Linked DNA regions of Homo sapiens: region 1 is linked to region 2. A link is a loop called in an ENCODE intact Hi-C map of the cell type or tissue named here. Cell type or tissue: mammary epithelial cell. All regions are shown on one strand. Each heading gives the region's core, and the rest is flanking DNA. Links, peaks and the distances in the headings are about the cores only.

What was found. A loop is a pair of places that touch in the nucleus more often than their neighbours do. Peaks named below come from ENCODE experiments on the same cell type or tissue, not always from the same donor. Only the 100,000 strongest peaks of a DNase experiment are listed, where the experiment ranks them.
Region 1: it touches region 2 in a loop (9-fold over the local background); 11 of 110 quality-filtered maps call a loop at or near these places.

Annotation. Positions count from the first base shown.
Region 1 is chr17:43,874,158-43,888,634 of GRCh38, forward strand. It overlaps MPP2 (MAGUK p55 scaffold protein 2), which reads right to left. Exons shown (of 13, transcript NM_005374.5): 4 at 9,046-9,198; 5 at 8,746-8,895; 6 at 8,127-8,354; 7 at 7,301-7,432; 8 at 7,087-7,192; 9 at 6,933-7,001; 10 at 6,534-6,695; 11 at 5,625-5,827; 12 at 5,118-5,246; 13 at 1,203-3,826. The coding sequence ends at 3,650. Among named protein-coding and RNA genes, the nearest start is that of MPP2, 26 kb to the right of the region's middle. RefSeq lists enhancers at 4,424-4,718, 7,590-8,091, 8,092-8,591. In mammary epithelial cell, for the core only: CTCF peaks have their summits at 4,556 (motif pointing right) and 6,387; a DNase peak (open chromatin) is centred at 4,634.
Region 2 is chr17:44,034,379-44,049,694 of GRCh38, forward strand. It overlaps LSM12 (LSM12 homolog), which reads right to left. Exons shown (of 5, transcript NM_001371445.1): 3 at 5,769-5,878; 4 at 3,034-3,160; 5 at 1-1,922. The coding sequence ends at 1,830. Among named protein-coding and RNA genes, the nearest start is that of LSM12, 25 kb to the right of the region's middle. In mammary epithelial cell, for the core only: a CTCF peak has its summit at 7,242 (motif pointing left); a DNase peak (open chromatin) is centred at 7,243; H3K4me3 peaks cover 409 bases; H3K27ac peaks cover 892 bases.

The sequences.
Region 1 (14,477 bases), core at 1-8,000, 160 kb before region 2:
CAAGGTGTGTGCAACCATGGAACAGGAGACTGGAGGGACCCATGGATCCCAACCATGGGCCTGGTTCCCCTGGTATGAGCCATGAGCCAGTTGAATCTGAGTGCAAAGACAGAGTGAGGACTGACCAGAGTCACACTGACATCAACCCCCATAACATGAGGACAGATTTTGTTCAATTAATGTAAAAACAAAAAGGGGGAGATGTTGGAGGCCGAAAGAATGAGGGTCATGATCAACTCAGTATACCACTGGAGGCTGTATGAGCAAACTGTTCTCATAATGCAGAATGCTGGCAAACTGACAAACTGCGTCTGCCACCCAGAAGGAATGCTGAGGGCAGTCACACCTCAGGCGCAGTGTTTGTGATTATCTACAGGCACACATGAAGCCTGTCAGCAATTATGTGAACCTGTGATAAATCAAGCAGCTGACCAAAGGTTACCTGCTCCTCCCTGCTCTTTCTACCCAATAAATATGGAGGGCTGTGGAAGCTCAGGGCCCTTGCTCACTAGAAGCAAAAGCAAGGACCCCTTCTTTAAAGCAGATTCTTTTGTCTTGTTTTCATTTCTGCATTTGTCCTCTTTTGTTCGGTCCTGTAGTAACTGTCACAAGTGGCGTACATCCTCCTTCATTCAGTCCCATAGTGACAGTCACACAAGTGCAGGTATCTTTTTGGTGGAACGATTTCTTCTCCTTTGGGTAGATGCCCAGTGATGGGATTGCTGGAATGAATGGTAGTTCTATGAGAACTCCCCAAACAGCTTTCCACGGGGGCTGAACTAATGTACGTTCCCACCAATAGTGTATAAGCACTCCCTCTTGTCTGCAACTTCACCAGCATCTCTTATTTTTTGACCTTTTAATAGCCATTCTGACTGGTGTGAGATGGTAACTCATGGTAGTTTTGGTTTGCATTTCTCTGATGATTAGTGACGTAAAGCACTTTTTCATACATTGTCACTTGTATGTCTTCTTTTGAGAAATGTCTGTTCATGTCCTTGGGTACAAGCACTTAGAAGGAGCATCTTCTGGGGATGGGGGAGTGTGCAGGGGCAAGACAGAGGAAAGGAAGACATCGCAGAAAACAAGACATGTTGCTCTGACTTCCATTCTAGTAGTCATCTGTGCTGTGCTCCCCAGCTCTCACTCTCTCCCAAAGCCATCCATCCAACCCCAACCAAAGAAAAGCAGAGCCAGAAGCCTTTGCTTTCACATTTAATCCAAGGAAAAAGAAAGAAAACCAATCAGTGAGAAAACTCAAGAATTGGATGGCTGAGGGAGGGAACAGAGGAAGCGCACTGGGGCTGGGACTGAATATGGACAGTGGATGGTAGGGTCCTCACTCTCTTGAGGTCCCTCAAATACAAGAGTCCACAATGGCAGGGAGGGAGAACAGAGTCATAGAGCTGTGGTGGGGGCACACACCTGTTCCAACCCAGCCCCAGCCCTGTTCCAGGTGAGCCAAGGACTGACAGCCTCTGCTAGGTACCTGGGAGGGCTGTGGAGTGAGGGCTCAGGCAGGGGAGGTAGGAGGCTGCTCAGAGAGGAAAGACCGAGAAGAGACAGGAGGGAAGGGCCCCAGGCCTGCCCCTTGAGCATCCCTAGCAGTGAAGGTGCCATGAAGGCCAGGTACCCAACCCATCTCCATCAGAGATGATGGTCATTTGGATCAAGGGGGCAGAAGCAGCTGCAACAACAGATCTTCCCCTGCCTCTACCCTCAAATCCCCCAGAGAAGGTAGGAAATGGCAAGTGACCCTATAGCCTCAGGTCAGCAAGAAAACACCCCATTTCCTTCCCACTCCCTTAGGCTGAGGGTGATGCAAGGCAGAGCTGAATCAGGATGAAAGGACACTGACTAAGGGAAAAGAGGAGCAGGAGAATGAGTGTGTAGTATACGCAGAGCCACACCAACGAGATGGGGGCAGGCCTGGCCTTTCCACCCCATGTGTATAGTCTATGCAAATGCAAATGAGATTCCTAGTATAAGAAATATATTCTAACATTTGTAATAAATATTCTGTTTATTCTCCTTCCCCTTCCCTAGGAAATGGGCACACAGTGGTTCAGGGGCCAGCTTTGGCTGACGCTGCAGCGAAGACTAGTTAGACACTTGGAAGAACTGGGAGGCACAAGGGTTTGGACTCAGGGTGTCACAGGTTGTCCCCTCTGAGGACAGGCTCCCCCCGGAAGGAATGCAGAGAATAATGAAGGATGAGATGCCCAAGTACATCTAGGACAGCATTCTTTCTTAAAGGGAGTCTCCTATTTTACAAAACTGCCCTCCCCAAGTTATGGCAGGGGGGCATTTAGGGTAGGGGGACAATAAGACAAGGGAGGAGACATCAGGAAAGGACCAGGGCTTTGGAGTCTGGGATCAGGGTATTATAAGAAATGAGGGCTGATGGGGAACCCCCAGAAAGGGGCCCCAAAGAGTGACCTCCAAAACAAAACCCTTTGCTTCCTCCCCAAATTAAACCTGACACACACACACACACACGCACGTGCACACGCACACACATACACACAACCTGGTGCCAGAGGCACAGACAGGTGCCGAACATGCACGTGGAACCACAGGTTGTACAGACTACAGTGTAAATGGCGCCTCTGGAGTTGTGTGTGAGGAACCTCCTGGAGGGCAACTGTCCTTCAAGCCCAGGCTCCCAAGGTCCCCTCTGCACTCCTCCTTAGCCCCTCCAACCCAGCAGCCCTGATGCAAGTGGGCTACCTGGACCTGGCTAGACAGAAAACCAAATGGACCAAGGTCAAGGACATAGAGCTCAGACCTGTGCCTGCTGTGGGCCATGGAGAGCTTGGGGCTCTTCAGTTGGTAACAGCAGGTTGTCACAGGGCTCAGCCCTCCATCCTGCCCCTACCTGGGCTGAGCCCACTGGCCCCTGCCAGCCTGGCCCTGTGGGGAGCAGGGCTGACCTGTCAGGACACATTGGAGAAATCTGGAGAAACTTCGGCAGTGAGAAGCTGTGGATGAGGGAAGGACCGAGCAGCATCTGCCCTGCGACCCTGTCCCTTTCCAAAGGAGCTGGGAGCTGCAGTGCTCTGCAGCTGTGGCCACTAGCTCTCACTCTGACTCCTCCAGCCTTCAAGATGGCACCAGGCTGGCACCACCACCCGGGCCTGCCTGGCTGCCAGCGGGCCACACATTCCCCTGGTCACACGGAAACAGCCCAAGGCCTGTTCCTCCGACACAGGGGTGAGAGGTGGGAGGAGTCCAGGAATGGGGTGGGTGTGGCCAGTCCAGAGGAGAACTGGTGACTGGGGAGGGGTGGCAGGGGGCAGTGTGCCTACTGACCATGTGGTCCCAAAGCAGCTTTTCTCTTCTCTGTACTGACCATTATGGAGGTGACTCTGACACATTCCTGGGCATAGCTTGGCCCTCAGAGATATCTGGTGACCAATGGGCATCAGGAGTGGGCAGCACCTGGGCACAAGGTACCCCATGAATGCCCACCTCCCTGGCAGTGCACGCCTCTGTGCTGAAGCCAGACTTAGGGCCTGCTGGGAGCTGTTACCCAAGGACAGCCAGATATGGGGGCTAAGGATTGTGGCAGGGGGTCACAGGTCAGGAGGGGGATGGATTCAGGTTCTGGGTTTCAACACAGAGTGAGCCAAAGACCAGGTGAACAGGCTCAGTACACCCAGCTGACAGGCACCCACTGGGGCTCTGTCCGTAGCTTCTCCATGGCTGTCTGGAGCTCGCGGAAGGTCCTCTCCAGGTTGCTATTGACCAGGCAGAGGTCAAAGTAGTGCCCGTAGCCCCGCTGGATGCGGCTGCTCTCCTCCACTGTCCGTCTCAGGTCCGCCTCCTGCCCAGGCACAAGGGGACCTCCCTACAGTCAGTGCCCACAACTCACCCCCACTGTCAGAAGGAGCTACAGCTGCCCCCACTCCCCCTCCCCAAAGCCCAACCCTGGTGTGGACTCCCTGGCTAGGGAGGCAGGGGCCCCTCTCTGCGTGCCTCAAAGTGGCTCACCATCAACCACAGATGGTGAGTGAAAGGGAGGAAATAAGCTTTAATAACTGCCAATCACACCCCTAAATGCTTTGCATGCCACATAATCTTCACTACAGCTCTGCAAGATAGGATTAATTCTTTCCCATTTATAGCAGAGAAAATGAAGGTATAAAAAGGTCACATAGCCAGTCAGTGGCTAAACAGGGTCTGCCTGACTCTCAAGCCAGTGCTCCCTCAAGTCTGACTAGGCTGCCTTACCTATGCAGCTAGACAGGCTGGTACCAGGGCAATCCACAAGTACCCAGGGCAACCCCACCCTCGACCCAGTGGAAGCTGGATGGGCAGGGGTGAGGAAGGGTACTTGACAACTGACTTAAATAAGCTGAAGCTAGCTGCATCCCAACAGCTCCAGTTGGCCACACCTGTTGCCAAGGAGGAGGTGCCCAGAATGGGGATCAGGCAAAGGTCCAGAGCTCCTTAAGGGGGTCATTGGCAGAAGGGTGCCAGCCTAGACAGCCTCTCCTGGGCCCCAGGCACGCTCTGACCTGGGGCCGGAATGCTGCAGCACCAGGCATGGCCAGCAGAGGGACCCCTGCGCTCAGAGCGCCGCAAACCCTCCACCTCCTGGGAAGGCGCAGCAAGACATAGGAAGGAGGATGGGGCTGGAGTTCTGCAATGAGGCCTTGAAGCCTCTCCTCCAGGCGCTGCCTGCTCCCTGACGCTGACTCAGCCCTCCAGCCAGCCTTCCCGCCTCTGGCTTTCTCCTACCCTTCAGCTTTCCCCCAGCTGTAAGCAACCCAAGCTCACCTGGCCCACCTCCAGCCCACCTCTCCCAGTTGCCCTCGGGAACTCTCTCTGGCCAGCACTCTGTCTCTGCAGAGTGGGCTGAGCCGGGGGCCTTGAGTCAGAAGCACATGTATCCCAGGCTAGGTGTGTGCCTGGCTCACTCTGAGACTTTGGACTTCCTCTCTCAGACCTCCCCTTCCACATCTATGCAGGGGGGACCACGTCCTGCCTCACTGATAACTGGAGCAGGCCCCTGTCCCTCCCCAACACCACCTCCTTCTCTCTGTCAGCTCAGGCCTGTCCCCCACCACCCTAGGCAGCTATCAGACCCCTCCCCCACACCTCAGAGCCCTCACCGTGAGCTGCTTGGTGGATATTCCACTCTCCAGCGCAGCCCTGTTCATGGCCCGCAGGGTCTCGAAGTCTGGGGCCTCGATGAACACCACGTAAGGGACAAACTCGGCCGTTCGTAGCACCTTCACCGCCTGCAGAAGGAGAAGGCAAGGTAGGGAGTATATCCCCATGTCTGTCCTAGGAACCAGAGAAAGGCTGTGAGGGTAACTGGGGTTGGGGTGAGCACTTGGGAGTGGATGAGAAAAGGGTGCCCGGGGGTCTGGGACATGAGTCCTGGGACAAATGACAAACAGCTGGCAGGTGGCTGGGGTGACTGGAGGAGACTAGAGGAGGAGTGGGGACTCTGGAAGGCTGAGAAAGGTTCCAGGTGGGCTGGGTTTCTAGCAGTAGTTGAGGGCAAAGGGGGTACATGGGCGTGTTCAGGTGACAGGTGTCTGGAACTATATGGGGGAGCAATGAGGCAGCAGAGAGGACATTGGGCAGGCTGGGAAGGAGCAGAGTGGCGGTACCTGGGGGTTGACATCCAGCACGCACACCTTCCCAGCAGCGACCACGCCCCGGATGGAGTCAATACGTGTGCCATACAGGTTGCCCTCGTATTCGCCATGCTCCAGGTAGCGCCCAGCACGGACGTCAGCCTCCATCTCCCCACGGGACACAAAGCTGTAACCCTGACCTTCCCGCTCTGAGTCTTTCGGCCGCCGGGAGGTGTCTAGGGGGATGGGGGTAGGTTGGACCAAATGGGCAGGGGCAGGTTACAGTGCCTCAGACACATATATGCACCCCTACCCAGGCCCCCGTTTCCCAGCCTTGGAGGTGCAGTCTGCTCCCCATCTTGCCAGCACTGCTGCCTTTGCACACACCTGCCCCCCACTCTCCCCATTGGCACACACAGAGACATGAGCTGGTAATCATGGTCCAGCCCAGAGCCCACAGAAGAGAGGCTGAGGTCCAGAAAGGGCAATGTACAGCCCAAAGCCACACAGCAAGAGCCAAGCAGACCAGGGCAGTGCTCTTAGTCCTGCCTCTGGCAGCCAGGAGCTTCCACCACCCCCGCTGTTTCTGCCACTAAGAAGCCCTGTCTTCCACAAGGCTACACACATGCAGCTCGTAGCCTGTTTCACCCGGGTGCACAGCTGGGCACTCACTTTCTTCATGGCTTTTAGCAAGTGAAACAAGAGAAGGAAAGTGGACGCCAGCCCAGCCCGCTAGGCCACCTGTTGGCTGGACACCTCCCTCACCCTTCCTGAGCCTGAAGTTCCCCTAACCACCCACAGAGGGCGTGCACCCCAACCCGTGTACCCAAAGGTACCACCTGGCCTGGTGCCCATGAAGATGCCCATTCGGTGGGCCCAGCCCTGGCCCCAGGGGAGCCCTGCTCCTTGTCCCCAACTCAGCAGGGCCCAGCTCCCACTCACAGGGCACCGTGGTGCCATAGCGATCTGGATCCCACATGATGAGCTTGTTCTTCAGGCTGCGCCGTCCCACGCCCTGAGCCCCAATCAGTACCAGGGTTTTCCGGCGGAACGGGGGCATGCGGGCCACCTCCTCATAAATGAGCAGCTCATGACGGTCAAACTCTGGACACAGGGAGATGGCGCTGCTCACCAGGCTGCACGGTGAGGGAGGGGCGGAGCTCTCAGGGAGGCTGAGGGCAAGAGGGCTTGGAACAGGGGAGCAGGGGGGAGTCGGGCAGGGCCTAGGGACACGGCTGGCAGCATCTGAGCCAGGCACACGTCGTCACAGGTGATGGGTGGGGACAGGGAAAGGCATGCCATGTTAGAGGAGGGTAAGGGAGGGGGCGCTCTGATACCCACCTGCATTCTTGGTGGTCAAATACATCATTCGCTTCTTTTTCTTTCCTGAAAGGCTGCCGCATAGGGTCCCTGGCCATAGGGAGATGGGTGAGTGAGGCAGACAGGGCCCTGTTGGATCCCAGATTGGAGGTGTGGGGTAGGGGGGACCTCCTACCTGAGTTTGGTGTCAGCTCCAGGTCCCTCTTGACAAATGCTTTCCGCTTCTCCTCCAGCAGCTGGCTGGGAATGAGCCCAGCACTGCCCCCTTCGACATGGCATGCCTAAAACGGACATGAGACCAAGATCTGCCTGAGCAAGAGGACCCCTCCCTGTGCCCTCGCCCTCCCATGCACCATACCTGGAGAGATGCGGGGGTGCCCGCAGCTCACCTGCCACCAGTTGGCATCATCCTGGTTTACGATCTGGAGCAAGTCCCCGGCGTTGAAGCGCAGGCCTGCTTCCTTGCAGGGGATGAGGCTGTCTCGGGCCGGGTCATAGTCAAAGTGACATTTCACAAATACCTGGGCCCAGGAATCAGCAAAGGGTCGGGGGAAGGGTCAGCAGAAGGCTGCAGGTGGAGGTCTACCCCATGCCCCCTCTTTTCACAGAGACTAAGGGGCAATGGAACTGTCCCCCTGCAGGAGTGATGCCTCCAGGCCTGCCCATGCTCCTCCCTGGTGCCAACCTCCCTTTGCATCTAGTACTACAGGATTCAGATCTCAGGACCAAGGATGCGGGACCACCAAGTAGGGCACAGGACCCTGGCACCTAATCCTGGATCCCTCCCTCCACTCACCCTCTCCCCTTGGAGAAGGGCTCTGGTGGAGGGCGAGAGACCCAATAGGATAGGGAGACAGAGCAGCCACACCCCCAGAATTGACCAACCAGGAGACAGCTATCCAGGACATATGACAACCCCACCCTGCGCACGCGCACAAACGTGAAGAACGCTGACCATAATGCAGGCGCTCTCTCATACACTTGTACCCCAGGCTGTGGCTGCGTGCATAATACCAGCCAATGTGGGAGCATGTGCAGGTGCAGCAGCGGCAGAGGCCTGTCGGCGGCTGCGGTCAGCTGCCCCTGGGCTGCAGGTCCCACCCCCATCTTCCCTGGAGGAAACCAGTAGGAGAGGAGGGCCTCCGTGAGACCTGCAACCTTGACAGCCAGGAGGCTCAGCCATCCCTTGGGCCTTGTGCTGGGTGAGGGGCCCACCTGGCGGGGCAGATGGGGCTCCTGGTAGCTGGGCAGGATCTTGAGGATGACACTGCCACTGGCATTGCGCAGGAGCTCCTGCAGTGCGCGGGGGTCACTGCCCACTGGCTGCCCGTTCACCTCCTTGATGATGTCACCCACATGCAGCAGGCCTTGTTGAGCCACCATGCCCCCATGCAGAATGCGCGCGATCACCAGCTCGCCGCCCTCCACGCGGAACGTTACACCCTGGAGGTCAGAGGGAGTGTAAGATGAGGCCCCAATTGCTCCAAGTCAGAATCTTCAAATAGTCTCCTAATAGCTCCTCCATTCCTGTCCCTACCCACCCACCCCCACCCTCACAAAGTCCTCCTCCATCCTTCTGCCTAAATTCTTCACTTACAGCAGGTACTAATGAGGGGAGAGGTGGGCAGACTGGAGAGGTGCGGACACAGGTGTGTGTGCAGTGTCTATGGTCTCCTGGGTCTTCCCCCGACCCTTTGCTGCATCAATCCTTCCCTGCACAAAGCTGGCCCCATCTTCATCTTCAGACCACACTTGGCCTTTTTTGTCCGTTCATTGGTTATTCTCAATCCCCCCACCCTCACCAGCACCACCTCTGGCCCTGCCCAGTCCTCACCAGATGTTCTCCGGCTGTCTTGCGGATGCCCACCATGCGCACAGCATCGGGAGGTACAGGCTGGTTGCTGAATGTAGGGTCCAGGCCAGGGCTGGGGGGTGGTGTCTCATAGGTCTTTGAGGCCACAGAGTCGTGCGTCTCCAGGAGGGACTGGGGGGTGGTGGGAAGAGAAGGGACAATGGGGCAGTGTCCCGGGTCTCTTCCCATCCCAGATCCAACTTCCTGCTGGCCCATCCAACAGCAGCATGCCCCAGTCCACCCACCTCCTGCTCCCTCACCCCAGCCCTAGCAGCCAGGAACCTGGAAGTGGGGCTCCTGGAGGATGTGGGCCAGCTCGGCGGCTGTGCTGCTCTGCTCAGCCAGCTGCGCCAGGTCCCGCAGGATCTCCTGCACCAGCTCCAGGTTGTTGTCTCTCACGGCCTCCAGCTTCGTCTCCTCCAGCCTCTCATGGGCCTGGGGGTGGAAGCAGAACAGGTGGGGCTAGGAGCTTCCCCAGGAGCCCTGGGACACCAAGCAGGGTCCTCCCTCAGCCCCCAGGCATTTTCCCCATCCCACCCCCCAGCCCCCAGCTTCAGCTCCTCACTCACTGACAATCATACCCACACGTGCACATGCATTCCTTGCTGTCTCCTTTCTTCCCCAAAATTACTAGGACCTAGTTTAGGGAAGGAAGAAACCAAAGGACAAACCTTCCTTTCCATCCCCTTGCCACAGAGGGTCATTAGAAGTTACCAAATTGTCCCCAGCTCCCAGGACCCTATATGCATTGGCGTTCAAAGATGGCTTCTTCCACCAGACATCATGGTTGGGTGGGGCCTTGAAGACCCTGAAGCCCAGGATGAGGAAATTAGGGAGGTAGAATAACTTTCCCAGGGTCAATGGGACTTGAACTTGCGTCTCCAGGCCCTCAACTCAGTGTTCCCAGCGAATGAGGGGACAGGAAATCAGAACACGGTGCCAGGAGCAGGCCCTGCACCTATTTGTTGCTCTGCTGGCTCCGGGCTCCATACCAAGGAGCGCTGAAAACAGAAAAGGAATCCTTCGCCAGTGACCAGCCCAGTGGGGAGTGTTAGGTTAGATGGGTCAGGAAGAAAAGAATTCCATTTCAATAATATATATGAAGACCATTTTTCCCCTCTGAATCTTTGAAAGATCATTGCAGACAACACAAGCCACTTTACCCCAAAGTATTTCAGCATGTATTTCATAGGAACAAAGACATTCTGCTGCATAAACCACAATACCATTATCACCTGCAAGAAATTTAACATCGATTCATTAATACATTATGTAAGACAGTCCACATTCAAATGTTCACTCTTGTCCCAAAAGTATCCTTTATAATTTTATTTTTTCTGATTCAGGATCTAATTGATGATCATATGTTGTAGTTGGTTGACATATCTTTTTATTCTCCTCTAATCTAGAACAGATCCCAATAACTTTTAGACTTTCAGAACATTTGTTGTTTTGTTTTTTTTGTTTCTGTTTTTGTTTTGTAGGGACAGGGTCTCACTACGTTGCCTAGGCTAGTCTCAAACTCTTGGCTTCAAGTGATCCTCCTGCTTCAGGCTCCCAAAGCCTGAGATTACAGGCATGAGCCACTGCACCCAGCCTAGACATTTTTAGACTCCAGGCCAGTAGTTTTTAGGATGCTCTACCACTAGATTTAGTTGATTGTTTCCTCATGATTAGACTTACGTTAATCCTTTTGACAAGAGTTCTACGTAGGTGATCTTGTGTCTTTGTGTCTTTCCCATACTTTGAGACTATGTGACTATTCTGTTCCCCCAAAATCCTTCACCAATGGATTTAGTGTCAATTTATGACCCTTGCCTAAATGAGTTATTATACTGGAGGTTGCAAAATAGTGATTACCTAATTCCCATCATTCCTTCTACATTATTGGCATTCTGCTATAAGAATGAGCTTTTCAGCCAGGCACAGTGGCTCACGCCTGTAATCCCTGCACTTTGGGAGGCCAAGGCAGGTGGATTACCTGAGGTCAGGAGTTTGCAAAACAGCCTGGCCAACATGGTGAAACCCCGTTTCTACTACAGATATAAAAAATTAGCCTAGCATAGTGGTGGGCGCCTGTAATCCCAGCTACTCAGGAGGCTGAGGCAGGAGAACCGCTTGAACCTGGGAGGTGGAGGTTGCAATGAGCCGAGATCATGCCATTGCACTCCAGCCTGGGCAACAAGAGCAAAACTCCAGCTCAAAAAAAAAAAAAAAAAAGAATGAGCTCTTCTTTTCTCCCTACCACCTTACTCCTCTTTCTCTCCTTCTCTCTCTCATGATATCACTATGAATTTTTTTTATTCCATGTGTTCTAATCCATTACGATCACTATCTTCGTTGACCCAGTTTATCCCAAATTTGTCCAGTGGGAGCCCCATTCACACCTCTGTCCTGTTGACATGTTCCCATCAGTCCTTGAGCATCTTCTTCCCTTCTGGCACAGGCTCATCTGATGCATTCCCTACCCCAGGTCTGGAATCAGCAATTTCTCCAAGGAACCCTGATTCCTTTTAGCAGGAGATAGTATTTAGAAACCAAGATGTGGACACTCAATACCCATTGTTTCTGGGCATCATTTCTTTGGCAGTCATTAGTAGATACTAATGGCTCCAAATAAAATTAAAGGATTTTTCTCATCTTCCCCCATTCCATATTTGTGTCTCCCTTCTCCTTCAGTGAGAACTTATTTCCCAATAACATCAGTATATTTACTTATTTGTTCTGTCCTTCAATATTCAAAGCAGTTTCAAAATTGCTATACAACTGCTACTACCTATCACAAATCTATTAGTAAAAATCAGCCGGGAAGGGTAGTAGGGGCGTAAGGGATAAAAGACTACACACTGGGTACAGTGTATACTGCTTGGGTGATGGGTGCATCAAAATCTCAGAAATCACCACTAAAGGCCAGGCGCAGTGGCTCATGCCTGTAATCCCGCACTTTGGGAAGCCAAGGCAGGAGGATCACCTGAGGTCAGGAGTTTGAGACGAGCCTGACCAACATGGTGAAACACCATCTCTACCAAAAATACAAAATTAGCCGGGCATGTGGCACATGCCTGTAATCCCAGCTACTCAGGAGGCTGAGTCATGAGAATCACTTGGACCCGGGAGGCAGAGGTTGCAAGGAGCTGAGATCGCGCCACTGCCCTCCAGCCTGGGCAACAGAGCAAGACTCTGTTTCCAAAAAAAAAAATTAAATAAATATATTGCCCTTTCTTACATAAAACACAGAACACTGTATATACCCTTTGATACCCTAGGGCTTTTATTTAACTGGTTTGGTTTTCTGGCTTTTTATTTAAAAATATGTCATAGAAATCACTCCATGAAACTGCATGGAGATCTTCCTTTATTAATTATTATTGTTAGTTTGTTTGAGACAGAGTCTTGCTCTGTCACCCAGGATGGAGTGCAGTGGCGCGATCTCAGCTCACTGCAACCTCTGCCTCCCAGGTTGGGATTACAGGCATGAACCACCATGCCCATCTTATTATTTTAATTACTGCATTTGACTCCATTGCATGACTGGATTCCTGTAATTTATTCAACCAGTCTCCATGGGTATTTAGGTTGTTTCTAATACTTTGCTATTGCAAATAATGTTGCAGTAAATGACTCCGGCATAGTATTCTATATCTGTGGAGAAGATCTTCCATGTAAATTCCTAGAAGTCTTGCTGGGTCAAGCAGCAAATACATACGTAATTTTCTTAGATATTGACAAATTCCCCTCCATGGGACTTTGGCCAGTTTGCTCTCCTGCTAGCACTGTATGAGGGATTTTCTTGAAGCTCACCACCAGAGTGTTGATCAAACATTTGCATGTCTGCCAATCACATGGAGGAGAAATGATCTCTCATTGGGGCTTACTTTGCATTTTGCTTATTATGAGTAAAGTCAAACATCTCTCCATATGATTAAGGACCATCTGTATATCTTTTTCTGTGAACTGTCTACTCATGTCTTTCCCAATTTTTCTGTCAGGTCTTGGTTTTTATTCTTTTCCCTATTTTAAAAAATGTTTTCTCTCTATTGGGAAAATTAGCCCTTTGTGATATTTCTTGTAAATGATTTCCCCCAGTTTGTCACTTGTCTTTTGACTCTGCTTGTGGTGTTTTTGCATGCAAAAAAAAAAAAAAAATTTAGGTCAGGTGCAGTGGTTCACACCTGCAATCCCAACACTTTGGGAGGTCAAGGAGGAAGGACTGCTTGAGCCCAGGAGCTCAAGACCAGCCTGGGTAAGATGGGAAGCCCCTGTTGCTACAAAATATTTTAAAAATTCACCTGAGCATTTTTAATCCTCATTTTAATGCATGGTGGCATGCACCTGATGTCCCTGCTACTCTTACTTGGGAGGCTGAGGTGGAAGGATCACTTGAACCCAGGAGATTGAGGCTGCAGTGAGCACTGTTTGCACTACTGCACTCCAGCCTGAGTGACAGAGCAAGACCCTGGCTCAAAAAACAAATTTTTTAATGTGGGTGAATTTAATAATCTTTCATGCATCTGAATTTTGAGGCATAGTTTTTTGTTTTTTTGTTTTTTTTTTAAGGGAGGGCTTTTCCCATATACAGAGCCTTGTTTTCTTCTAGGACGTGTATGATTTATATTTTCACATAGAGATCTCTGATCCGCTTGGAGTTTATTCTGATATATGATGTGAGGAATAAATACACTTTGATATCTTTCAAAATGACTATCCAGATGTTCCAATACCATTTATTAAAAATTCATGGCAGGGCACAATGGCTCACACCTGTAATCCCAGCACTTTGGGAGGCCAAGGCAGGAGGATCACTTGAGCCCAGGAGTTCAAGACAGCAAGACCCCATCTCTATTTTTTAAAATTTTTTTAATTAAAAAAATTCAAAAGAAAACTATTGTTTGATTTTTTTTTTAGGTGTGACAATAGTAGTGTAGCTTTAAAGAATCCTTTTCAGTTGAGCCCAGGAGTTTATATACACAATGAAACACTTGCAGATACAATCTATTATGGCTGAGATGTACTCCAAAACAATGGAGGAGAGAGGGAAGCTGGTAAAGGTGTGGATGAAACAAGATTATGCATGACTTGTTGAATGTTGAAGTGGGGTGCTAGGTGATGGAGGTTCAGGATATATTCTTAAATTTTTTCATAATAGAAAATTTGTTTAGCCATGAGATGGTGAGATTTGAGTAATACTTCATAAGACTGCTGTGAGGATTTGGTGAGATGGACATAGTGCCTGGCAGACAGCAGGTGCTCAATAAAGGTTAGATGCTTTCTGCCTTCTCTTTTCCCAAACAGGCCAGGGAACAGCACCCCACATGGCCCCACAGCCTCCCATACCATCCTCTGCCGGGTGGGCAGCATTTTAGACTGACATCCACAACCTACTGGGGAAACAGACAACTGATGGGGCAGAGGAGTAGCATTTGGGGAAAGGAACAAGCCCCAGAGGGCTGGTCTTCCACAGACCCCTATGTGACTTTCAGTCATTTAGCTTGGCCCAGCCTATGGAGCCCCAGAGTGAGGGAGGCGTCCCAGCTCTGGCTCTGTTACCCTGTGCCTAGGACAATGTTGGAATCAAAGCCCAAATAACTGAGTGTCAAGAATAAACAATGGCACTCAGGCAGCAACAATCTCACCATGGCAACCCTTGCATGGCTCTTTTGGGTTAACAGGAGCCAGCTCTGGCACAGGTGTCCTGATGTGAGCATTAGAGAAGT
Region 2 (15,316 bases), core at 2,560-10,559:
AAACAGTCCTGTAACAAATGGTTCTATGTATGTGACTACAGCCTTTTCCCCACACTCCACCTACACACCACTCCAAACCCTGGACCCCCATCTTAAATTATACCCTGCATTATATTTCTGGATGAGTCCTCGGGGGTGAAAAGAGAGGGTAAATAGTAGGAAGAAGAGACTCTAAAGAGAAAGGTCAAATCAGACAGACATACCTTGGATCCTCTCCCCTGGGGCCTCTGAAGGACGCACAAACCTGAGACATGAGTGATGGTTAAAAAAATTTGGGTTTTATTGTTTTTGCTAAATAATACTAAAAAAAAAATTTCATTTTGAAGGCAGGGCTTGAATTATTTAATTTGATCCATTTATTTAATTAAAAAAAAAAGGAAGGGGAAAGAGATCATGGCCAAAAAAATAGTAGTTAACCCCCACCCCACCCCCAAAGCTCTAGCCAGTCATGTGAGCATCACCCACATCCCACTCAGTGCCTGATATTCGGATGGTGGCATACTCTGCCCCAGGAGACTGCCTGAAGGCACGGGGCAATGGGTGCCAATTTTAGCTCTCAGCAGGTTAGTCAACCAGACAAACTGGTGGGCTAAAGTCCAGAAATTCTTTCCAGGTTTTCTGCTCATTGGCTGAGCACATACAAACTGTCATAAGCCTGTAAAATTTAAGGGGAGTTGGGGTGGGGCGTAAGAGCAAAAGGACAGCAGGAGAAGAGAAATTACGGGTCACCCAAGTTTTTCCTGGGCTAGTGGCTCTGGATATAGATTTAAAGAGAGGTCAGAGTAAATGGACTCCAGGTTTCTTATCAAAGAAAACTATCCCTCAATGAGGAGCTGAGATGTGCCATGCAAGAGAGTTCTTCCTGCAGAGGCACAGGAGAAAGGGCAGCTGACTCTCTCATGTGGAGAGAGTGGCGAGGAAGGTCTTCTAGTACCATGAAGTAAGACAGGCAGAGGGAGAATCCTGAGGTTTGGGCCAAATGTGAGACTGGTACACACACAGTTAAAGACTAAAAAGCCATCAGGAACCCTCAAAGCCAAATTCTATCTGCACACTGGCTCTACAAAGTTCGCAGCAAGAATCTCTTGCACCAAGTCAAGTTAGTGGCCTGGCTATGATGGATGGTGGGGAGGGCAATACATTTTTATTTTCAGAGGGATGAGGTGGGAAGAACAGCCATGATCTAGTAAAAAGAGACCTGCAAGAAGCAGAAAATATTTAGAGAACATTTTAATATATATTTTCATATATATATTTAAAGTTAAGAAAAATAAAACTAATTCAAGCCATGCCCTGTGCAAAAAAAAAAAAAAAAAGAAAAAAGAAAAAAAAAGGAAAAGAAAACAAAAATTTAAAGTGAGACGTTTGCTGCTCTGGTCTCAATTTAAGAATCACAGTCAGCTTGTTACTTTTATTTTGGAAGAAAAGATGTAAAAGTTTCTTTCAATCATTCAGAAGGCAAGTGTAGCCACTTATAAAAACAGAATGGCAGGAACAAACTAGGAAAGGAAAGTCAGAAGTAAAGGGCAGAGTGGGAAAATAATTTTCAAAAATAAAATTAACAAGGTGACTGTTCCAGAAGAGGGCTGTGAAAAGGACATGGTGGACCGAAGTCTGTTAGTCAAGTAATGATTCAACTTTTAAATTATTCTCTTGTTCTTTTTTGTTGGGTGTTTTGTTTGTTCAAGTCTAAGATTTGGAAATGCTGACCCTTTGTTAAGAGCCAACAGGACATATAGGATCCCTTCCCTCCCCCGGCCTGCCTCCGCTGAAGCCACCACCAGCGCCTCCTTGGCTGGATGCTGGAAGAGTCCTCCATGTGTACGGACTCAGGATGACAGGGCAGCCTCCTTCTGTGGTTGCTGGGCTTGTGAACGTTGCAGTATCTTTTGGCTTTCCACGTCTCTAAAATGTTTTTCAACCTGAAAAAGACCAGGCAACCCAGGTCAACAAAGGAGATGCGGAAGAAAGGTCTCCCAAACAATCCAACCCAGGTTTCCACAGCCCCATCCTGGCTGTCCAGCCCATTGGTGTCCAGGCACCTTTGCCCTTGCTGTCTATTGGCCTTCCCAACCACAAGGTAGGCCAGGGCCTCCTGCTTCAGCCACATTTTTTTGCAGTTTCCACTAAGATTGGCTAGAAGAAGGTGAATCTACAAACTAAACTATAAAATATAATAAGGGGAGATTATCATGACCTAAACTCCTCCTCTCTTCTATACCCAAGTACAAAATGAAAAGCTGCTGGGGGAATTACAGTCTTATCAAACCTCCTACATCTACAATGTTGGTCTCTCAATGTTCCTCAGAGGAAAAAAAAAAAGCAGGAGTGTTTTTTAAGTTTGTTTTAACAAATGCTAAGTCCAGTGACATATGTAGGGTCAGAGACACCGACGGCAACTGATTTATACCAACCAGATCTTTCTAGAATGGTACCTGCAGCTAAGAAAAACCCAATATGGGGCCAGGCGTGGTGGCTCATACCTGCAATCCCAGCACTTTGGGAGGCCAAGGTGGGCAGATCACTTCAGGTCAGGAGTTCGAGACCAGCCTGGCCAACATGGTGAAACCCCATCTCTAGCCGGGTGTGGTGGCATACGCCTGTAGTCCCAGGTACTCGGGAGGCTGAGGCAGGAGAATCGCTTGAACCCGGGAGGCGGAGGTTGCAGTGAGCTGAGATCGCGCCACTGCACTCCAGCGTGGGCGACAGAGCGAGACTCTGTCTCTAAAAAAGAAAAACTCAATATGGGATGAGAGAAACTGCTCAGGCCCAATACCATGGAACAGTCTTCCTAATTCCAAAAAGCCAGCAAAGGACATAGGGTCACCCACTCACTTCTTTCCACACCACCCAGTGGTTCCATTCCCACAGGACTGCAGAACCCCACAGTACAGGGAAGGCAGGGAGGCCAGACAGGGCCTCTGCTGCTAGAGGAGGCAGAGACTGTAGCACAATGTCCTGGTCTGGTGCTAAAGACTGAAGGCCTGAGGAACCATCCTCTCTCCCCTAAAGTCTGAAGGCTCCTTTACTTACTATTTTGCGTACATGGCTCAGTGCACTCCCCTCTTTGCCTTTACAGTTTTCCACTTGATATGGGGGTGTAATAACAACTTCTTCCATGACTACGATGTTTTTTTCTTGCCATTTACAGTCTTTAATGCTGGAAGGAGAAGACAGCAGGCGAAATGTAACCTCTTGGGGGCATCCCACATCTCCTGTCTGATGAATAAATAACTCCAGAAGGCTGATCCCAAGTTCCCAGCTCACCACTCAGCCAACAACTAGATGCCAGCAGCCCATATAGTAGCCAAGAAACATTCCTTGGGTGCCACTGGCTAGAAAAGCAATGAAACTCATGCACATTTATTCTTGGGAGAGCCCAGAAATTGTTACTCTGAAGCATCAGAGATCTGGAGAGCCATAAAAATGTGATAGTGGCCTCAAGAATCCAAATTAAGATAGCAGCCTAGGGCAGAGGCTGGCAAACTTTTTCTCTTAAGGGTCTTGTAACAAACATTTTAGGCTTTGCAGTCCATATCATCTGTTACAACTAGCACTGAGTTCTGCCATAGTTGTACAAAAGTAGCATGGACAATAGGTAAAACAGATGAGCAGATGTGGCCTGCTGGCATAGTTTGTCAACCATTGGCCTAGGGAGAAATACCACCTTTAGAAAGACAGGAGAACAGGTCGGGCGCGGTGGCTCACACCTGTAATCCCCGCGCTTTGGGAGGCCGAGGTGGGTAGATTGCTTGAGTCCAGGAGTTCGAGACCAGACTGGGCAACAGGGCAAAAACTCGTCTCTACTAAAAATACATACAAAAAATTAGCCGGTAGTGGTGGCATGCGTCTGTAGTCCCAGTTACTCCGGGGGCTGAGGTGGGAGAATCACCAGAGCCGGGGAGATTGAGGCTATAGTAAGCTAAAATCGCACCACTGCACTCCCAACCTAGGCAATAAAAGTGAGACCCTGTCTCAAAAAAAAAAAAAAAAAAGAAAGGCCAGGCACAGTGGCTCACGCCTGTAATCCCAGCACTTTGGAGGCCGAAGTGGGCGGATCATGAGGTCAGGAGATCGAGACCATCCTGGTCAACATGATGAAACTGTCTCTACTAAAAATACAAAAATTAGCTGGGCGTGGGACTGCGCGCCTGTAGTCCCAGTTACTCAGGAGGGTGAAGCAGGAGAATCGCTTGAACCTGGGAGGCAGAGATTGCAGTGAGCCAAGATTGCACCATTGGACTCCAGCCTGGTGACAGAGTGAGACTCCGACTCAAAAAAAAGAGAGAGAGAACAAACTCCCCATCTTCCTATGATCTGTACTCTGACCCTTATCACCCATAATGGGAGCTGCTCTTCAGACTGGCTCTTCTCAATTATCAGACAGTTGGGCACTTGCCAGACTGGGAAAACCCATTCCAGTTCACACTTGGGAAGCCCCAGGGCAGCTGATGCGACTGGGAGTTCCTTCACATACCTGTAAATGTTCAGATACTCACACCACAGCCTCAAACAGCTCTGATGCCAGCTGCCATCTGTGCACCAGATCCAGGGTGGTTAAACAGAGTAACAGATGGCAGTGTGGGGTGGGGGGAGGCGGGGTGGAGAGGGGTGTCAAATGTTCCAGTTTTTCAGCAGCTAGGGAAGCTAGTGGAGAGTCAAATGACTTCTGCTGTGACAAAATGTTTTTTTTTGAGACGGAGTTTTGCTCTTGTTGCCCAGGCTGGAATGCAATGCACAATCTTGGCTCACCACAACCTCCACCTCCAGGGTTCAAGCGAATCTCCTGCCTCAGCCTCCTAAGTGGCTGGGATTACAGGTATGCACCACCACGCCTGGCTAATTTTGTATTTTTAGTAGAGATGGGGGTTTCAACATGTTGGTCAGGCTGGTCTGGAACTCCCGACCTCAGGTGAACCGCCCACCTCGGCCTCCCAAAGTGCTGGGATTACAGGCGTGAGCCACCGTGCCCGACCAACAAAATGTCTTTTTTTTTTTTTTTTTTTTTTTTTTTGAGACGGAGTCTCGCTCTGTCGCCCAGGCCGGACTGCGGACTGCAGTGGCGCAATCTCGGCTCACTGCAAGCTCCGCCTCCCGGGTTCACGCCATTCTCCTGCCTCAGCCTCCCGAGTAGCTGGGACTACAGGCGCCCGCCACCGCGCCCGGCTAATTTTTTGTATTTTTAGTAGAGACGGGGTTTCACCTTGTTAGCCAGGATGGTCTCGATCTCCTGACCTCATGATCCACCTGCCTCGGCCTCCCAAAGTGCTGGGATTACAGGCGTGAGCCACCGCGCCCGGCCCCAAAATGTCTTTTAAGAGGTGGTAAGAAGGTGGCCTGCTCTAACTCCCTGTGTTCATCCCAATCTACAATGGGAAAAGTGATATAGATATAACTTTCCCTTAATAAAAACTGCATCAGCTTTTAAAGAAAGGCACAAAACAACAAAATCAAAGAGAAGAAATCACTAGTTCTAAGTTATGGACTACTAGGTCTAGAAGGGATCCTTAGGGATAATCTAATCCAAAACTAAGTTTTACAGACAAGCAACTAAAGACCAGAGAAGACAACTTGTCCGTGATTACACTATTCTTCTGTGTGGAAAGGGGGCTACAGCACCTGCACCTCTGGATGCTGGCATATTGCCAATACCCTACCCAGCTTCCCCAGTAGACTTTTAGGAAGACAACCACCCAAAAGCCTGCCACCAGACAGCACAACCAGGTAGCATTACCCCAGGACAAAGGACCTCTCCGATCCCAACTCACGTCTTGTGAATGGTCTGGAAGAGCTGCTGGCCCTCTAGAGAGACACCAGCACTGATTGCATAGGCCTGGCTCAGCTTCTCCTCCTTCTCTGTCCGTGCTTTGCTGGCAAGCTAGGGTGGAAGAGAGGAAAGAGACTCAGAATAGGATTCATCTTCATTCTTGCCAACAGTCAGGACCTAAGCTGAAGAAAGGAGGCCAGGAAAGACTTGTTTGGACAGATTCTGTTTTCTCAGAAATGAAAAGTGAAACAAATTTTAAAAATCCACGACATACCTGAACAGTTACTGGTATTCCAAGAAAACGTTCCTTCCTTCCTTCTAATACTTACTGCATACCTACCATGTGCCAGACATTCACTATGCTAGGCTAAATATAGCCTGAAGTGGGTGGGGGAGACAGACTATAAACAAGTAACTGAAATCAAGGTGATTTCAGACAGTGATAAGCACTAGGAAGAAAATAAAGCACTTTTAACATTATAGAGTGTGGCTGGGGGACTATGTGATGGCAAATGATGGTCAGAGATTTAAAAATATATACATTTCCGGCCAGGGGAGGTGGCTCATGCCTGTAATCCCAGCACTTTGGGAGGCCGAGGCAGGTGGATCACGAGGTCAGGAGGTCAAGACCAGCCTGGCCAAGATGGTTAAAACCCTGTTTCTACTAAAAATACAAAAAAAAAAAAAAAATTAGCCAGGCGTGGTGGCGGGCTCCTGTAATCCCAGCTACTTGGGAGGCTGAGGCAGAGAATTGCTTGAACCCAGGAGAAGGCTGCAGGGAGCTGAGATCGCGCCACTGCACTCTAGCCTGGGTGACAGAGCAAGACTCCGTCTCAAAACAAAACAAAACCAAACAAAAAAAAATACATACACATACACACACACACACTTCTAACTGGGTGCATCACTGAGGTAGGGAGTTCGAGACCAGCCTGGCCAACATGGTGAAACCCCGTCTCTACTAAAATTACAAAAATTAGCCGGGCATGGTGGTGCGTGCCTGTAATCCCAGCTACTCAGAAGGCTGAGGCAGCAGAATCACTTGAACACAGCAGGCAGATGTTGCAGTGTGCCGAGATCATGCTACTGTACTCCAGCCTGGGCAAAGAAGTGAGACTCTGTCTCTTTAAAAAAAAAAAAAACAAACACACACACACACACACACACACACACACACACACACACACAAACACACACACACACACAGAATTTCCATTCAAGGCGAAAATTAAGATTTATCAGCTGTTGTGCTAGAGCCTCCAGTTTAAAAATTAATACATACCACACCTTCACAGACCACAATCTGAGACTCTAAAAACTCTTACAGAACATTATCTGTGCTCACATAGGGAGCCAGGACTCAAGTAAATCTAACCATAAACGCTGTCCACCTTTAACTTTAGCTAAAGGCAACCCTGTCCTGCTTTTGAGAAAAACGAAGAGTCTGAATTCTACGTCATGTCTGTTCCTTCACTGCCCTCTGGTGGAACCATCCACAAACTGATCAAAAGAAAATCTAGTAAAATCTGGTAGTCTACTACAATCTCGTAACTTCTACCCTGTCAATCCCTATCACCTCTCCAGCACATTTCTGATCCCTACCCCACACTACTGGTTGCTAGAGATTCCAGAGGTACAAATTTGTTTGAGTGTAAGACAAAACAAATGTGCTAGACAAGGTAGTTAAAACAAATTAAAGGCAAACAATGCATCTTAAAAGTCCAACAAATAATCTGGAGACTCTTCAGACCCATGAACATGAACAGCTGAGTCTAACAATGCTGCAGCACATGTGCAAACACGCGCGAGAACACACAATTTGTCCCCAAACATCAGTTCCTTAAATAAAAAGAGGCACTGGCTGGGCCCAGTGGCTCACGCCTATAATCCCAGTACTTTGTGAGGCCGAGGCAGGCGGATCACCTGAGGTCAGGAGTTTGAGACCAACCTGGCCAACATGGTGAAACCCCGTCTCTACTAAAAATACAAAAATTAGATGGGTGTGGTGGTGTGCACCTGTAATCCCGCCTACTCAGGAGGCTGAGACAGGAGAATCGCTTGAACACGGGAGGCAGAGACTGCAGTGAGCCGAGATTGTACCACTACACTCCAGCCTGGGCGACAGAGCAAGACTCCGTCTCAAAAAAAAAATGGGGGAGCCATACCTACAGCATATTCCAAAAGTACCTTAATGCTTGGAATCTTCAAACATTTATATTCTGCTTTTACAGTGATCCATCAAACCATAAACTAAGCATAGCTTTTTTTCTTGGGATTGAGTTTCACTCTTGTTGCCCAGGCTGGAGTACAATGGCACGATCTCAGCTCACTGCAACCTCCGCCTCCTGGGTTCAAGCGATTCTCCTGTCTCAGCCTCCAGAGTAGCTGGGATTACAGGTGCCCGCCACCACCCCCAGCTAATTTTTTTTTTTTTTTTGAGACGGAGTCTCGCTCTGTCGCCCAGGCTGGAGTGCAGTGGCGCAAGCTCTGCTCACTGCAAGCTCCACCTCCCAGGTTCACGTCATTCTCCTGCCTCAGCCTCCCGAGTAGCTGGGACTACAGGCGCCTGCCACCACGCCCAGCTAATTTTTTTGTAGTTTTTTAGTAGAGATGGGGTTTCACTGTGTTAGCCAGGATGGTCTCGATCTCCTGACCTCGTGATCCACCCACCTGGGCCTCCCAAAGTGCTAGGATTACAGGCGTGAGCTACCACACCTGGCCATTTTTTTGTATTTTTAGTAGAGACAGGATTTCACCATGTTGGCCAGGCCGGTCTTGAACTCCTGAGCTCAGGTGATCCACCCACCTCAGCCTCCCAAAGTGCTGGTATTACAGGCGTGAGCCACCACGCCTGGCTCCAAGCATAGTTTTATAGCAGAGGAAGTAAACCAAGTGTCTAATTCTTTGTTTATAAAATTAAGCACTTTCTCAAGGCTTAGGTTTGACTATGAAAAAAAAGGAGGCCTTCAATTGCCATGGGTATTCTTGTCCTTGCAAGTTTCAAAGACTGTCTTAGGAAGGAGGAGCAGGCGTGAGCACAGAAGGCCAGCTCACGCTGTCATTTCAGCCTCCCCGGGTAAGAGAGGGAAGAATGGCAAAACCCTGCAGTGATCTGAAGCCAGAGCTCCTTTTTCACAGGATCTCTAGGACATGGAGAGAGACAAATACAGCAGCAATATATATATAATCTTTCAAGACTGGCTGCCATTCTGGCCCTACCAGGCTATAACTTTACAGACAAATAAACACACAGGCTGACAGCATTCCAAGCAGTGGCAATCCCAACTGTAACAAGAAAGCCTTGTAGTTTCTATGGAAAGAGCTGCTGATGATGTATTTTAAGCAGCAACAAGCAACGCTTACTCAAGCACCAAAAAAACCCCGGTAACAAGGAGGAGTTTCCTTTTTTTTTTTTTTTTTGAGATGGAGTCTTGCTCTGTGGCCCAGGCTGGTGCAGTGGTGCAATCTCAGCTCACTGCAACCTAAGGAGGAGTTTCCTTGAATCTTGCTTTCCAAACAATGCCTTAAGAAAATCTGAAGTCGGCCAGCGCTGTGGCTCACGCCTGTAATCCCAGCATTTTGGGAGGCTGAGGGAGGAAGATCACTTGAGCCCAGTAGTTACAGACCAGCCTGGGCAACATAGTGGGACCCTGCCTCTATTAAAAAAAAAAAAAAAAATCTGAAGTCTTTAAGGAAAGAAGGAAAAACTGGAGGGTGGCAGAGCTCCTGGGAAGCATCTAGTGGACAGGCGGGCATTTACCTTATAAGCAGGCTGGAAGATCTCACTTTGAAACCTCAATCCCCTTTAAAAACGTTTATTCCTGAAAATCCAAATCATCTCCGAATGCTGGGTCAGAGAAAGCTGCTTCTATAAAGCTTGTGTTGACTAGATAGTCTGAACGTTCAAAGAGTAAAATGTCGTTGTCACCTACATAGCAGCTTAAAAACATAACATCACCCCATTTAGTAAGAGACAAGAGTTGGCTCAGGAAACCAGGCATCTATGCAGAATGTTTAAGAATGGAACTGACAAATTAAGCTAGAGAAGGGGAGAAAAAAAAGCTGGAAGAAGAGCCACTTGAATTTTTGCCAGAGAGAAAATAAAATGGATATAAATCTCAGCCAGAAGTGATTCTTTAGACAGGCTGAGTAACAATGACACACTGGTTATAGAACAATGATTTCAAAATACACCCCCCACCCCCGCCAAAATACCAGTTGTGCAAGTGCAATCTCCCCTAAAGTCTCCAAAAGCAAAGGAGAATGGACTAGACAATTCTCTATTTCAATTCTAATGCAAACATCCCAAATGCTAAATGATGTAAGGGAGCACTTAGAAAAGTCAGCAGAAATGACTGTAAGCTGACTGTATATATTTTCAGTTTGCCCCCAATATACTCAACCTACAGTAATGCTTTAGGGATCCGGACTCAGCTACACAGATCTGCTTTTACCAGGAAGCTGTACAAATGGGATAAAATCTCCTAGAGAGGACCCCATCAATTAGGGGTCCCCATCAATGGGGGAGACCGCTCTCAATAAAAGAAACTAGAAGTGTTTCCTTTTTTCAAAATTGAGGGTGGGGAGAAGGAGATTACCTTGCCCTTTTTTGTCATGAAAACTCATGCAGAACATGAATATGCCTTCTTTTGTAAAGCAAACGATTATCACTCTACCCTCAATTTAGCTGCTGTACAAATCTAAATTTTCCCACATATTTTTGCAAATGACTATATACCTATAAATGGCCCAATTATTCCAAGTTAGTAAGTTTATGGTTTTTGCCAAACCACTGGAGAGAACCAATAAAAGCTGCCCTCAGTAGAGAAAGTGTAGAATGTGCCTTTTAGGCTTGGGAGGGCCACCAAGATTACTTTTTAAAATCTATTTCTTTTTTTTTGAGACAAAGTCTTGCTCTGTCGCCCAGGCTGGAGTGCAGTGGTGCGATCTCAGCTCACTGCAACCTCCGCCTCCCAGGTTCAAGGGATTCTCCTGCCTCAGCCTCCCAAGTAGCTGGGATTACAGGTGCCCACCACCACGCCTGGCTAATTTTTGTATTTTTAGTAGAGACAGGGGTTCACCATGTTGGTCAGGCTGGTCTCGAACTCCTGACCTCGTGATCTGCCCGCCTCAGCCTCCCAAAGTGCTGGGATTACAAGCGTAAGCCACCATGCCTGGCCTTAAATCTATTTCTATAGTTTTTCCTTTACTAGATATTTCATATAAATGGAATGATACAATGTGTTGACTTACGTCTCTGGCTTCTTCCACTTAGCACATTTCTGAGGTTCATCCATTTTGTTTCATGTACCAATAGTTTTTTAAATTGCTAGGAAGCATTCCACTATGAGGATACAGTTCTACCTTTTATATATTCATTCACTAGTTGATGGACAGTTGATCAAAATCTGAATTGTTTCCAGTTTTGTTTTTTGTGTTTTCTGAAACAGAGTCTCACTCTATCACCCAGGCTGGAATGTAATGGCACAATCTCAGCCCACTGCAACCTCCACCCACTGGGCTCAAGCAATCCTCCCACTTCAGCTTCCCAAGTAGCTGGGACCACAGAAGCACACCACCACGCCCAGCTAAGGTGTTGTATTTTTTTGTAGAGACAGGGTTTCACCGTATTGCCCAGGATAGTCTTGAACTCCTGAGCTCAAACGATCCACCCACCTTGGCCTCCTAAGGTGCTGGGATTACAGGCATGAGCCACCCTACCCGGCTGTTTCCAGTTTTTGGCAGCAGTCACACACAAGTCTTTGTGTATGTAAAAGTAAAAATATTTTACTTTTTTTTTTTTTTTTTTGAGACGGAGTCTCGCTCTGTCTCCCAGGTTGGAGTGCAGTGGCGCGATCTTGGCTCACTGCAAGCTCCGCCTCCTGGGTTCACGCCATTCTCCTGCCTCAGCCTCCCGAGTAGCTGGGACTACAGGCGCCCGCCACCACGCCCGGATAATTTTTGTATTTTTAGTAGAGACAGGGTTTCACCCTGTTAGCCAGGATGGTCTTGATCTCCTGACCTCATGATCCGCCCGCCTCGGCCTCCCAAAGTGCTGGGATTACAGGTGTGAGTCACCATGCCCAGCCAACGTTTTACTTTTTAAAAGTAAAAAGATTTTGCTTTTTAAAAGTAAAAAGTCTCTGTGTGTGGACATGTTTTTACTTTTGTTAGGTAGATAACTAAGAGTAGAATTTCTGGGTCATATGGTAAGTGTATGTTTAATTTTTAAAGTAATTGTTTTCCTGCTAGTGAAGTTTCCTTAAAAACAAAACAAAATGGCCGGGTGCAGTGGCTCACGCCTGCAATCCCAGCACTTTGGGAGGCCGAGGCGGATGGATCACGGGGTCAGGAGATCGAGACCATCCTGGCTAACACGGTGAAACCCCGTCTCTACTAAAAATGCAAAAAATCAGCCGGGGATGGTGGCGGGCGCCTGTAGTCCTAGCTACTCGGGAGGCTGAGGCAGGAGAAAGGCGTGAACTCAGGAGGCGGAGCTTGCAGTGAGCTGAGATTAATGCGCCACTGCACTCCAGCCTGGGCAACAGAGCCAGACTCCGTCTCAAAAAAAAAAAAAAAAAAGGAACTGTCAAACTGTTTTCTTTTTTTTTTTCTTTTTTTTTTTTTTTTGCTGGAGTGCAATGGCGCGATCTTGGCTCACTGCAACCTCCGCCTCTGGGGTTCAAGTGATTCTCCTGCCTCAGTCTCCCGAGTAGCTGGGATTACAGGCGCCCGCCACCACGCCTGGCTAATTTTTTGTATTTTTAGTAGAGATGGGGTTTCACTATGTTGGCCAGGCTGGTCTCGAACTCCTGACCTCGTGATCCACCCGCCTCGACCTCCCAAAGTGCTGGGATTACAGGCGTAAGCCACAGCGCCCGGCCCTAATGTTTGATAGTTCTAAATCTGCCACCTACTCACCAACACTGGGTACTGTTAGCCTTTCTGATCTCAGCCATTTTAGCAGAAGTATAGCAGTTTCACACTGTGGTTTTCACTTGTACTTCCCTTTATGTCTAATGATATCAAGCATCTTATGTGCTTATTTGTAATTACTGTATCTTCTCTGATACAGTATTCAAAGCTTTTGCCCATTTTTAATTGGACTGTCTTTTTTTTGAGATGGAGTCTTGCTCTGTCACCCAGACTGGAGTGCAGTGGCACCATCTCAGCTCACCACAACCTCTGCCTCCCAGGTTCAAGCAATTCTCCTGCCTCAGCCTCCAGAGTAGCTAGGACTACAGGCCCACACCACCACGCCCAGCTAATTTTTGTATTTTTAGTAAAGACAGGGTTTCACCACGTTGGCCAGGCTGGTCTCAAACTCCTGACCTCAGGTGATTCACCTGCCTCGGCCTCCCAAAGTGCTGGGATTACAGGCATGAGCCACCATGCCCAGCCTGGATTGTCTTATTATCATTATTATTTTCTTTTTTGAGATAGGTCTTGCTCTGTTGCCCAGGCTGGAGTGTACTGGCATAATCATGGCTCACTGCAGCCTTGACCTCCTTGGCTAAAGCAATCCTCCCACCTCAGCCTCCCAAGCATCTGGAACCACAAGCAAGGACCACTATGCCTGGCAGGTTTGTTTGTTCTGTTTTTTTTTTTTTAATTTTATGTAGCGATGGGGTCTCCCTGTGTTCCCTAGGCTAGTCTCAAACTCCTGATCTCAAATCATCCTCCCACCTCAGCCTCCCAAAGTGCTGGAATTACAAGCATAAACCACCAAGCCCGGGCTGCCTTATTAAGAGTTCTTGGCTGGGCGTGGTCACTCACACCTGTAATCCTAGCACTTTGGGAGGCTGAGGAAGGCCGATCACTTGAGCCAGGGGTTCAAGACCAGTGTGGACAACATAGACAGTGTCCGTATTAAACACACACACACACACACACACACACACACACACACACACACACACGCAAATAAAAAGAGTTCTTTATACATTCTGGACACAAGTGCTCTGTAAGATGTATGTTTTGCAAATTATTTCTCCCAGTCTATGGCTTGTCTTTTCATTTTCTTTATGCAGCAAAACATAGAAAAATTTTTTCCAGGCCAAGAGCAGTGGCTCATGCTTGTAATCCCAGCACTTTGGGAGGCCAAGGCAGGCAGATCACTTGAGCCCAGGAGTTCGAAACCAGCCTGGTCAACATAGCGAAACCCCATCTCTACAAAAATTACAAAAATTAGCCGGGCACAGTAACATGCACCTGTAGTCCCATCTACTTGGGAGGCTGAGGCAGAGGAATTGCTTGAACCCGGGAGGCGGAGGTTTCAGTTAGCCGAGCTTGCACCACTGCACTCTAGCCTGGGTGACAGAGAGAGACTCCATCTCAAAAAAAAAAAAAAAAAAAGTAACCATAAAAATTCAATGACTATCACCCATACTACACCCATTTTCAATGCAAACATGCTAGCTGCTGGCCTCACTACCAATCAGTTAGAAGCACTAACTGGTTAGCATCTCAAAGAATAAAAAGCACCAAGTTTAAGAACACACTGGGTTCAGGCAAACCAAGAAGCATAAACTTACAAATATTTGTTATTAATGTGCATATGGCTTACTTGAAATCACTGCACATGACAATCTGTGCTTACCTGGCTCTCCTTTCATTCTGCATGATTCCCAGTGAAAACACAGTCCTTGTATACTAACCAGTGTTTCCTCCTGTGCCCGTTTTATATATAGCACCTTGATGTGGGCAAAGGAGAAAAGTATATGCATTCGATATCAAAGCACATCAATATTAAAAGGCTTCTAGGCCAGGCACAGTGGCTCATTCCTATAATCCCAGCACTTTGGGAGGCCAAGGCAGGAAGATCACTTGAGGCCAGGAGTTCAGACTAGCCTGGCCAACATTGTGAAACCCTGTCTCTACTGAAAATACAAAAATTAGCACCGGGCATGGTGGTGTGCACCTGTAGTCCCAGCTACTTGGGAGGCTGAGGCAGGACAATCACTTGAACCCGGGAGACGGAGGCTGCAGTGAGCTGAGCTTGTGCCACTGCACTCCAGCCTGTGTGACAGAGACTCTGTCTTTAAAAAACAACAACAACAACAACAAAAACAAAACGAACAAAAAAAACCGGCTTCTAATCATGCCTGATGCTGGGTAACCCTTATTTTTGTTTGTTTGTTTTTGTTTTTAAGAGACAGGGTCTCACTCTTCTGCCCAGGCTGGAGTGCAGTGCCATGATCCTACACAATGCAGTCACAAACTCCTGGGCTCAAGCGATCTTCCCACCTCAGCCTACAGAGTAGCTGAGACTATAGGTGTGCGCCACCACACCCAGCTACTTTTTTTTATTTTTGTAGAGATGGGGTCTTGCTATATTGCCCAGGCTGGCCTTGAACTTCTGGCCTCCAGCAATCCTCCCGCCTCAGCCTCCCAAAGTGCTGGGATTAAATGCATGAGCCACTGCGTCCCACAAGTGAGTGATTTAATGAACACCAAGGACACATATCTTGTCTGCACGCAGTGACATGGAAGGAAAAGGGAGGAGCCAAAAGAACAAAATCCAAGCAATATGCACTTCATCTTGTTATT